3 separate regions of the Homo sapiens genome follow, and all the other regions are linked to region 1. Evidence: chromatin contacts called from ENCODE Hi-C or POLR2A ChIA-PET data. All regions are on one chromosome and are shown on one strand. Each heading gives the region's core, a stretch centred on a gene start or an enhancer-like site at or near the end of the contact. The rest is flanking DNA. Distances are from core to core; before and after follow the strand shown.

Region 1 (3,716 bases), core at 331-2,830:
CAATGTTGAAAATCGATCCCATTCCTGACCTGGAAAATGCCTTCTGAGTTGGGGATTATGAACAGGGATGGATAAAAAGGAGGGGACTTGGACGAAGTGGCTTCACATCCATTTAGACTGACTCCAAGGAGAGGCTGATTAATCGGATTTAGGCTGAGGACCGAAAAGGGGTGAGTAACATGGAAGGAACCCTGTGCTTCCAATGGGCTTCCTGAGAAGTGGACAGAATTTTGGAAACGGAATCCTAGACTCATAAGAACTTAATTAAAGTGAAGACCCAGAGGATTTTAGAAACAAAAGCTCAGAGCTTGCAAAAATGTGAGTTATGCATGTTGGGAAGTTGGAGACAGAAATCGCTCGCTTTGAGTCTATCCCTACACCTGGCTTCTGCCTCCTTCCCCACCCACTCCCACTCCCTGGGTAGAGGAGAGGTCTACAGAGCCCACCCCAGTACATACTGTCAAAGGAGATAAGCATGCTGGGTCATCCCACTCCTGGCCTCAGTATCCCCACTCCAGGTGTGGGCCACACACCTGCTGGAAATAGACTGAGGCTCTAGAGAATTCTACCTCTTCTTCTGAATTAGCAGTCCCCAGCTTTCTCCAACTACCAGGTTTCCTCAGGCTAATGAGGACAGTGGGTCCTGGGTAGTGAGGCTGCCCCAGGGGAGGAAATTTCAGAGAACAGCTTGTGGATTTTTCAGCTTCTCCAAGCATCCCCTCTGAGGCCCTCAGCTTCATTGTGCCCCATGCACTCCCACCCCCAAACTCTCCCCTGCAGATGGAGAAACGGGGGTCCAGGAGCAGGTAAGGACTCAGGGTCCTGAGTGTTCTGCACTGTCACTCCAGAGCTCTTTCTAGCACAGATCTCTGCCTCTTCTACCAATGCCCTGAATCCAAGTGGCCATTTCTACCTGCCTGTATCATTCTTGGGGTAGAAGAGCCCCCCACAGCAGTTCTTCAGGACCAGGACCACCCAGCTGCCTCTCTCCTTTCTCCTTGTCTCTCTCCCTGGGAACTTGCACAGCCCACCCAGACGCTGGGCATTTTTTTCTGTGACGCCCTCCCTCTTAGGCCCTACTGAAGGGGAGCAGCTCAGGCACGGAGGTGACATAGATGTAGCAAGGCGACCCTCGAGGTGGCAGTGGGGAGAAAGTGCGAGCTCGGGGAGAGAGACCTTCCTCCCTTAGTCATTCTGCCCGCCTGAAGCACCAGGTCTCGGCTCTCCAACAGATGGAACTACGAGACGACGACGGTCGGGGGCGGGGTCCCGGCGGCGGAGGGGGCGGCAAAAGGGGTTCAGGAGGTCTCTCGCACCTGGGGATTGCCCATCTGGCGGGGAGCCTGGGAAAAGGGGTGCATTGCACTGAGCGCTGGACACCGAGGGGCTAGGTTTTTTCTCCCGGCCCCCGGCCCGGAGGCTCACTCACCTTCGACTTCTCTTGTCCCCGGCTCTGCGAGACGAAGCCGGCCAGGAGCAGGGAAAGCAGGCAGGACGCCTGCAGCAGCCGGGCCATGGCGGGGTGGGGGCACACTCAGGGTCGCCTGAGCCGCTGCCTGATCCCTGGCCACCGTCCGTCTGAGGTGTCCGGCGCTCCCAGCCACCTTTCAAGCCCTCGGGTGTGACCAATCCGCGGCCAAGCCGAGACCCTTGCAGCCAATCGCTAGGCGGCTGGGATTTCAGGGGCGGGCGCGACTTGCCCTCAGCTCCCCACCTCCCCGTCCCGGGGCGACAGTGACATAAGCAAATCTGGGCAGAGAGGTGGAAGTCAGGTCCCTGTGGACGTGGGAGGCGGTCCCTTCCTCTTTTGGCTCCAAAGTGCGAAAGGAGGCAGACACAGCGGTCTCCATTACAGCCAGGGCAAGGGGGCTAATAGCTCCCTAGAACTGATGGAAGTCTCCATTCTGGGAAGCATTTCTTATTCCTATCGAGGTTTTAAAAACACCTGGCGATGGTCCTCTGGAAATTGAGGGTTTAAAATTTCAGCAAGAGCTGAAGTTAAACTTCCAGAAACATTTACTATATATAGGTTTAGTGCTTAAGAAACAAAGAGTGGGTGTCCTGGGATTTTGAAAACCCCATTCTGGGTAGGGCATTAGGACTGTAGGGACAGAGAAGGTGGGGTGCCTTTCCTCCCCATCATAAGGATCACAGCTGACATGCCTGTAGAAAAAGGTTAGCAAGAGAAAAGCATAACGATTTATTTAATTAAAGTTTTCTGTGACATGAGAGTCTTCAGAAATGAAGACCCAAAGACTCAAGGAAAACTCTATTTTTAGGCTTAGATTCTATGAAGACCATGGAAATGCGCAGAAATGTGAGTGGGGAAAAAGGGAATGGTCTAATAGTAATAAACTGAGTGGGAAACCCAGCAAGGCTTGTCTGTTCGTATTCTTCTTGGCCTATCTGTGGCCAAACCACCTGGCTTAGAAGCAGAAAATAAATTTGCTCCCTGTGTAGTCTTTAACATGTTGCAGTTACTCTCTGGGCCTCAGTTTCCTCAGCTATGTAATGATGGGATTGATTAGTGATCTCCAGTGCCCTTCTGGCTCTGGCTAGATGACTTGTTTCTAAAGTAAGTGACAGACGGAGACCAGGAGTCCTTTGAGAATAGGGCCCATAATCACCACCTGGCACAGGGCCTAGCACACAAGAGATGTAAAGTATTTGCTGACTTAATCATTCATTACATTAAAAAAACAAAATCTCCATGGAACACTTAGGATCAGACCAGGCAGTTCTAGGGCTGGGCTGTCTAGGTATGATCCCGTTCACAGATGGGGAATGTGATGGAATCAGTCTCAAATCTCTCTGACCACCAGAGTCAACTGGGAAGCCTTTAATACAGATTCCTGGACCCCACTTTGGAATCACTGCATTAGAATCTCTAGGGGCAGAAGCTGAAAATCTGTCTTCAGACATGTTCTAAGGTTATTGTGAGGCAGTTGGCCTGGCTGTAGCCTTGGTAGTGTGAGTCCTAGGATTAAGTGCCTTCTGGAACTTTCTTCTGACCAAGAAATGCCTTGAGAAACCATACCTTTACTATGATTAAAGGTATTAACATCCCCCTGGGAATTTGGAAGATGTCTCTCAAGTTTTGCATTCTCTACGAAGTCTTCCCACCTCAAACCACAGCCTGTTGAAGTGGAAGGAACCACAGAGGCCAGGAAGTCTTTAGCTGAGTTAAAGCCTGGGAGCATATGAACAATGGCTGACACACAGTAAGTGCTCAATACGTTTTATTCAACCACCTCATTTCCCTGAAGCCTAGAGATGAGGAGCAATTTATCCAAGTTCCCATAACCAACTGATGGCAGGGAGGGAACCAGAATCCAGGTCTCTAGACTCAGTCTCAGGCCCTCTCCATGTTGTTCTGTTGTCTTTTAAGGTTCGTATTTACCCTAAAATATAAACATCTGTGTGCACATCAGTTTGTCAGAAATCCATTGTTCATTAGTATCAGTAGGCATCTAGTGACCCTCAAAATAGGCACCTAGCAACATGTTAACACCATGAGAGATGCTAAAGAGTTGTCTAAAAGCCAAAGTCCCTGCTCTCAAAGGTGTTTCCAGCAGATACCAGCAGGGTGAGGGAAGGGAAGGCACCTAGGGTCACACAAGTGCAGGCTGGCACCTGGCAGCGGGCATCTCTCTACATTTTGCACCCTCTATGTCTCACTTGTCTCACCTTAATCCCAGCCCTGGTGGTCTATTTCT
Region 2 (3,716 bases), core at 626-3,125, 660 kb before region 1:
GGACCCAGATTTTGTGTTTGTGTTTACAGTTTTCTTCCAAAACTTTTAAGGTGTATTCCAAGATTTTGCGTTCTGTTCTTAACAGTCTCTCTGCATTTCTCCCCCACTCCCACTTGTCTGAGCGTAATTCCTATTAGGCTCACCCCAACTCCATGAGTGAGAACGCTTGCCTATTTGGAGAGGGCCTGAATTGTTGCATGACTTTGGACAAGTGCTTCCTCCCTCTCAACCTCAGATTCCCCATTAGGACAGTGGGACTAAGAACCCTTCCATGCCTGTCTGCCTACTTCCCAGCATTGTCAGAAGGCTCTAGGAGACAGTGTTATGTGACAGTGCTTTAGAAACTATGAAGCAGCACTATAAGACTTAGAGTTATTTTTCTCTTCTGGCTGCAACAGCAGGGATGGGGGTGGCAGGGAGGGTGAGTGTGCAGCTGGAAAAGGAATTCAGGAAGATGAGGAGGCAGGACAGACAGAAGAGCCGCCCAGCGAAACCTTCCCCTGGTCACAGAGGGGAGCGCGGTTACTCTGCTCATATGAAGGACGCAGACTCAGGGAAATGTCTGTCTTCCTGTCTTTCTAATCTGAAGCTTACTACATTTCCAGTCCTAGCTGGGCTATTTCTTCAATAACATGACTTCCCTGTCATTATAGCTCAGACAGGGTAACTTTTTGTTTTGTTTTGTTTTAGCTGCTATTTCACTTTGATCCTTCAACCTCAAACTATCTCAGACAAGTCCTTCCTTGATGTTTTCTTTTCTGTTCCATTTGTCCCAAGCCACATGCAGGAGTTATTTATCTTGCGTCTTCCAAAAGGGGAAGCAAGAAGGGAGATTTTTCCACTTAAGCCTGGGGAACAAGTGAACAACTGTGTGAGGGGAGGAACATTCCACAAGCTGCCTCAAAAGGGAAGACTAGACTCCTCTGGAAGTTGGGGTTATTGTGAAGCAATACCAAACCCCCAGGTCCTTTACATTTCTGTTAGTTTTACTTCATTCACTCTGTGCAATAGGGGGTGAGGTTTTGTGTCTCTTTAAGCCCAAGAAAGGACCATTATGAAGTGGGCTCTTCCTCTGCCTGTTTCTGCTTCCCAAATGCTATAGTACAAGTGAAGACATATGATCCCAGAGGAGACCATATGTGTCAAGACCAGAATGTGCTTGGGGTGTCTTAAGAGCATTTTAAGGACCGAGGCTGCCACTTCAAAGTTCACCTAGTCTACCCATTTCAATTGATAGATGGGGGAACCAAGGTCTAGAGAGACCAAAAGACTTGATACTACTGTGGTAGAACAAGACCCCCTGGCATTTAATTTCAAGCTGAGTATTTTTCTCCATGATGCCGGGTTACCTCCCACCACCATTTGGTCAGTTGAGAAGTCTTGGAAGAAATAAGGGATGATGAGCCTGACAGGGAGGTTTTGGGAGAAGAAAGAGGGAAGACATGGCCACTGTTGCTCCTGATGGAAGGTTATTTGTGGGTAGAGAGAGCAGGTTTGTTCTTTGTGGCTGCAGGGGAGATGGGGTAGACAGATCAGAAAGTTTGAGGGAGGCACATTTAGATCAGTAAAAGAAAGAACTTTCTAAAGTCACTTGAGAATGAAAAGCCATTTAGTTAGTGCAAGAAATGAAATGTCTCCACCACAGAGCCTCTGTTAGGAATAGCATTTTAGTTTTGAATCCTCAGAGGAGATACTGCTCCAAAATCCCTTATAGTCATGAGAGTATTAGAGTCTAGAGCTTGGCATTTAGAGAATGAGGCCTTAACAGTTACCAGAACAGAGGTATTTTCTAGATCTCAGCTAACATCCCCTCTGCAACACATGGAAGCATCTGGATGGTTTCCGTACAGGACCTAAAGAAGTGCTGTCTCTTCTGGGTAGAATGGAGAAAAATGTGGCCACCCTCAAGTTTCCATGGGTTACATTCCAAGACTATTGTTCTTTGTTTTAGAATGTGGATCTCATTGTCCCAAACTGGCAAGAAGTTCCTGCCTATTAACTTCTCCCATTGCAGAGGGAGTAGGAAGGAGGGGGAGGAGGCGACAGAGGAGGAAGAGGAGAGATTGGGTTTAGGGAAAAAAATAATTTTAGAATATCAGGGATTGAAGGGACCTTGAAGATGATCTGGTTTGGCATTGCCCAAACTTAACTAGTTAGCCCATCACCTTAGTTGAATCACTTTGCAAAAACTTTAATAAATGTATTACAAAAGCAGATTTTATATCACTACCATAAATGGAAAAAACTCTGTGTACCTTTGTCATAAATAGAAGGAAACTGTAAAAACAAACACATAAAAAAAACAAAACAACTTGATTCAGTTCCAGCTGGATATAACTTCCTGTGGAAGCTCTGAGCTGGAGGCTTATTCTCTTTTTGTTAAAAAAGGAGATAGATGAGTATAAAGGAGGTGTTTAAGACATCTTGGCACCAAACTGAGACTTTCTTCTCATATAAGCAGAATTGAAAGAATATTAAATGGAACCAACCTCCTCATGTTTTTCACTATCATTTAACTTGTACCATCTAACATTATCTTGCACATATCAGGAATTCAGAAGGAAATCTCCATAAGGAAGTCTCACCCTCACTGAACTCTCAATCTCTCCTCCCCATAGGGTTCCCAGCACCATGAGGGCCTGGATCTTCTTTCTCCTTTGCCTGGCCGGGAGGGCCTTGGCAGCCCCTGTAAGTACCTAAATATCATGTCTTCTTGTTTTCATTCCTACCGCTAGCACCAGGGGTTCTGAGCCTGCCAGCCCTGGATGCTGAAAGGGAACAGGGACTTCCCCATTTCAAGTTAGTGGTCTTTTTTTTTTCTTAAGTTAGGAAGCTCGGGATAAAAACTGGGATGAGGACCATTGGGTGGAGGTATCAGAGAAGAGAGAGTTCCATGTAATGTTAGATAAACTTCTTAGTAGTCAGAGCCTCCCAGCAATGAACTAGGATTGCTTTAGAAGGAAATGACCTCTTTGTCATATGAGGAATTCAAGCAGGCAGGAGACAGGATGTGGGGGATTTCTGGTAGGGGTGGTATTAGAAGAGATTCAAGCTATAGAGAGAGGAATGTGTTGGCTTCTGAAACAGTGAGGGTTGTTTGGTTGTAAGCAACAGTTCAATCTGACTAAATTGGGGAAGGAGGGGAAGATACAGAGGTAGATTATAATATTAAAGGCCTTGGGGAGGACTGGAAAAGGGCAGCTCTAGGCTTTGGGAGTTAAGAACTAATGGACAGTCTCTGAGATATTGCTGTCTGAATGAATCAACTCCAGCAATTTTCACATCTTGAGAGAATGTGCCAAGAAGGTTTTTATAAATTCAAAAAATGAGAGCCAATCTGGCTGAGCTTGGGTCCTGAGCCAGCTTCTTGGCCAGGTGAGAGTGGGGCCCCTTGATTGACAGACAGTTCCTCGAAGCATTGCATGCAGGGACAGGAGTAGTTATCCACAGCTCATCTGGAAGCCTTCACAAGGAGAGGAGGAAGAAACAGGGCAGGCAAAAAGTGCAATTTCTTTCAACCTGTGATCCCCTCATCCTCTGTTTACTAAGAAGTGGGAGTGATGGCAGACCCTGGCAATCTTGATCAGGCTGGTAGATGGAGGCAAAAGTTTCTCAAAGTTGGCATTAAGTTTTGAAGCAGCTCCAGCCAGCTAAGGGCCTCAAAGTTGTGTGTTTTCTTGCTTCCTCCTACTCCAAGTTGAAATGGCAAGAAAAAT
Region 3 (3,716 bases), core at 395-2,894, 560 kb after region 1:
GCTCACCTTCAGCCAATTCTCCAAAGCCAGAGTAGACTTTCGTTTATTTTTTAAATTTATTTTATTTTTATTTTATTTATTTTATTTTTATTTTTTGTAAAGACAAGGTCTTGCTTGCTAAGTTGCCCAGTCTGGACTCAAACTCTTGGGCTCAAGCGATCCTCCCGCCTCAGCCTTCCAAAGTGCTGGGATTACAGGTGCAAGCCATCACTCCTGGCCCAGAGTGGACTTCTAAAGACAAATCAGAACATGTGGCTCCCTGCTTAAAGCTCTTCACTGCCTTCCCATGCAATCAGAATATAATCTACAGTTGGCCGGGCGCAGTGGCTCACGCCTGTAATCCTAACAGTTTGGGAGCCCGGAGCGGGTGGATCATTTGAGGTCAGGAGTTTGAGACCAGCCTGGCCAACATGGTGAAACCCTGTCTCTACTAAAAATACAAAAATTAGCCGGGCGTGGTGGCACGTGCCTGTAATCCCAGCTACCTGGGAGGCAGAGGTTGCAGAGAGCCGAGATCGCGCCACTGCACTCCAGCCTGGGCGACTGAGCAGAACTGTTTCAAAATAATAATAATAATAATAATAATAATAATAATAATAACAACAACAACAACAACAACAACAACAACGATAATAATAAATCTACACTCCTTGACAAGGCAGGGCCTAGCAGGCCCAGAGGATCTGGCCCCTGCCCTCAGGGACAGCCCTAACACTCTTCTCTCTCCTGGCCCCAGCCCCGCCTCCTTGCAGTTCCTCGGGCTCCTCCCAATTTTGGCAGCCTGTGCACTGCTGTCCTCTCTGCCCCTAAGGCTGCTCCTCCAGCCCTCCTCATGGCTGCACCTCGCACGCTTCAGGTCTCAGCTTCCATATCTCCTCCTGAGCCCTCCCTGTGCCTGAGCCCTGCCCACCTCGAGAGTGAGCCTACCTTGGAATCTTCTCAGGTGTGCGTATTTCCTTCATAGCCCTTACCACAATCTCTAATAATAAAGTTGTTGGCAGGCTTATCTGTATAACGCCTGGCTGTCTCCCCATTAGGTTGTCCCTTCCGTGGGGAAGGAGACCCATGTCTGTGTTATCCGTTGCTTTATCGCTCACCAGTGCCTGGCACACAGTAGGTGCTCAATAAACCCGCTGAATGAATAAACGACTCGGGATCCATGCCCTGGCACTGCCAGCCATTGGGCTGCCCTGGCACTGCCCTTCCCTTTGGATGGACTGAGCGCAGGCCCTCTGCGAGCTGGCCTGCGGCAGGCAGGGCACACAGAGGCCGGGTGCCATCTTTGTCCACTTCACCACCCTGAACCAGCTGAGTGACCTGGGCGCAGCCCTGACCTCATCCTACTTAAAGCTTCCCGCTGAGTAAAATGAGAATAATAATCTGAGCTCCTGGGGTGTGATGGGACACAAAGGGAGAATGTACATCAAGGCCGTCGTCACATCACAACCACATCCTAGGACGTCCCAACCATCTTCTGGGCTTAGACACCTCACCCTGCGCCTTCCGCCCACCCTCCACCCTCCACCCTCCACCCTCCACCCTCCACCCTCCACCCTCCACCCTCCACGTGTACCTGCCCCGCCGAGGCGGGTCCTTCCCCTGCAGCACGGAGATCTGGCGCCATCTAGCGGGCACTTCGGGAAGAGCGGGCGTTCCCCGCCCCTGTATTCCACGCACCGTGGGTGGGGCCGCACCCCGGGACCCCGCCCCGACATTCCTCACTGAGCAGAGTTGGGCCCAGGATCAAACCGAGGATCTGCCTCCGTTGGGTCAGAGCGAGGGAGACCTCTCACCCACCGCCCCCAAGGCCCAGGCCCCAACCTTTGATCTTACCTCCCACCCACCCCCTCCCCTCAGCACAGAGACTTCTCCCGAATCCCTGAATGATCCCAGGTCCCCTTTGATTCAAGACCTTTCCACGTGCTGTTTCGTGAGCTGGGAGTTTTCTTTTTCTTTTCTTTTTTTTTTTTTTTTTTTTTTTTTTGAGACAGAGTCTTGCTCTGTCGCCCAGGCTGGAGTGCAGTGGCACGATCTCGGCTCACTGCAAGCTCCGCCTCCCGGGTTGACGCCGTTCTCCTGCCTCAGCCTCCTGAGTAGCTGGGACTACAGGCGTCCGCCACCACGCCTGGCTAATTTTTTTATTTTTTTAGTAGAGACGGGGTTTCACCATGTTAGCCAGGATGGTCTCGATCTCCTGACCTCGTGATCCACCCGCCTTGGCCTCCCAAAGTGCTGGGATTACAGGCGTGAGCCACCGCGCCCGGCCTGAGCTGGGAGTTTTCTCCCACCCTCTTCTTCCTGTCCTGGCTGTCTCCTACTCCCATTTTGGGCCCTCCAGCAAGGCCCCTGAGCAAGCCAGAGCCCTCCGTATCCCCCGTTCCTTACTTTGTCCTTGTTTCTTGCCCATATTCCCTGCTAGACAAAGCCCCTTGGCAGCAGGCCGTGACACGGTCACTGTGTGGCGAGTGCTGAGATGACAGGTCCTGGGGCACACAGGGGCTCCCATCAGTTGCTCGCAGACCGCGTGTGAGTCCTGTGAGCACGGGGAGCAGGTGAATTACAGCCCTGGAGGACGAAGCCTGCCGGTCTCTAGAGGGGCATTGCTACAGAGGGAGCCATCTCCAGGCCTTTTGTAGCCCCTCCTCCCCTGGACCCTGGAGGGTGTGCACCTGGCCTAATCCCCAACACACACACCGCCGCTCTCCCTTGTGTGCCACACTTACACACGCAGACTAGCGCTCATGTGTGTTCTGGGGCTCAGACCAGCAATAGACCCATGACTCCACGACAGCTTCACAGCAGCCAACACTTTTGAGAAGGTCCTCCCTCCAAGTCCCAGGACCACCTGGGCCACAGTTGGTGTCTGATTCCTGGCTGTGTGTCCTGGTGAGCAAACTCACCCTCTCTGAGCCACAGCTTCTTCCCACCCTTCCTCTGTTGCATTTGCAAACTACCCTTCAAGGGGAGGAGGGGATAGAGCTCCTGGACAAATGACAGTATGAGCTGCTGCCGAGAATGGGGAGCACGGGGCCTTCCAGGTTGAGCTTGAGGACCCAGGAAAGGGCTTGGCTTCTGCTGCTGCAGGCTAATTCCTTGCTCTTCCTTCATCCAATCAACAGATATTTACAAAACACCTGTACCTGAGGTTACACGAATTGGGCTCTGGAGTCAGACTGCTTGGGCCCAGATCCTGGTGCCCCACTTAGAGCTGTTGACCTTTTCCTTGTGTCCTCAGTTATAACGGGGGGGATTAAACATTTTCTACCTCCTGTGGTTGTTGAGAGGAAGCTGCTTGCTTTCCACTTCCGGAATGAGAACTTTCTCCAGCTCCTGCTGCCACATTTGCCCCCACCGTCTTCCTTCCTCATTAGCACCTGAGGTGAGCTGTCCACATTCCTGCCTAAAGCCGATGCCTCCACATGCGCAGCAGAGGCCTTTACCTATTGCCTGCTCAATGTCAGGGCTCCAGCATGTTTTTCCTTCACTTCTAGACTATTCCCAGCAGTGTTAAAATATCTGTTATTGATGCAACCTTAAAAAAGGAAAAAAAAGAACCTCTTGATCTCACATTCCCATTCTCCATCTGCCCCCTGGCACACCTCTGCAGAAAAACTCAAGAGCTGTCTATGAAGGAACTGGGCATGGTGGCTCACACCTGTAATCCCAGCATTTTGGAAGGCCGAGGTGGGAGGACCACTTGAGCCCAGGAGGTCAAG

What was found. A loop is a pair of places that touch in the nucleus more often than their neighbours do. ChIA-PET counts read pairs that join two places held with the same protein, here RNA polymerase II (POLR2A). Pooled maps may share reads with other maps.
Region 2: a map of psoas muscle shows a loop between it and region 1 (4-fold over the local background). The contact joins the promoter of CLMAT3 here to the promoter of GPX3 in region 1. A Hi-C loop is called at or near these places in 1 of 168 maps with a recorded cell type or tissue (psoas muscle) and 6 of 50 pooled maps. POLR2A ChIA-PET finds 5 or more read pairs at or near these places in 1 of 52 experiments (IMR-90).
Region 3: a loop to region 1 is called in a map of ovary, with 5 times the contacts of the local background. The contact joins the enhancer-like site here to the promoter of GPX3 in region 1. A Hi-C loop is called at or near these places in 1 of 168 maps with a recorded cell type or tissue (ovary), 2 of 37 single-sample maps with no recorded cell type and 1 of 50 pooled maps. POLR2A ChIA-PET finds 5 or more read pairs at or near these places in 1 of 52 experiments (activated T-cell).

The regions. Positions count from the first base shown.
Region 1 is chr5:151,018,455-151,022,170 of GRCh38, reverse strand. GPX3 (glutathione peroxidase 3) reads right to left here and starts at 1,580. Exons shown (of 5, transcript NM_002084.5): 1 at 1,430-1,580. The coding sequence starts at 1,516. RefSeq lists an enhancer at 1-135.
Region 2 is chr5:151,675,104-151,678,819 of GRCh38, reverse strand. It overlaps CLMAT3 (colorectal liver metastasis associated transcript 3), which reads right to left and starts at 1,875. Exons shown (of 5, transcript NR_109873.1): 1 at 1,773-1,875. It overlaps SPARC (secreted protein acidic and cysteine rich), which reads left to right. Exons shown (of 10, transcript NM_003118.4): 2 at 2,619-2,688. The coding sequence starts at 2,632.
Region 3 is chr5:150,456,924-150,460,639 of GRCh38, reverse strand. No RefSeq gene overlaps it. Among named protein-coding and RNA genes, the nearest start is that of RPS14, 9.0 kb to the right of the region's middle. RefSeq lists an enhancer at 765-864 and a silencer at 1,669-1,738. Within about 2 kb of position 1,644, at least 7 of the 41 ENCODE cell types and tissues checked have a DNase peak (open chromatin) inside an H3K27ac peak, as active enhancers do.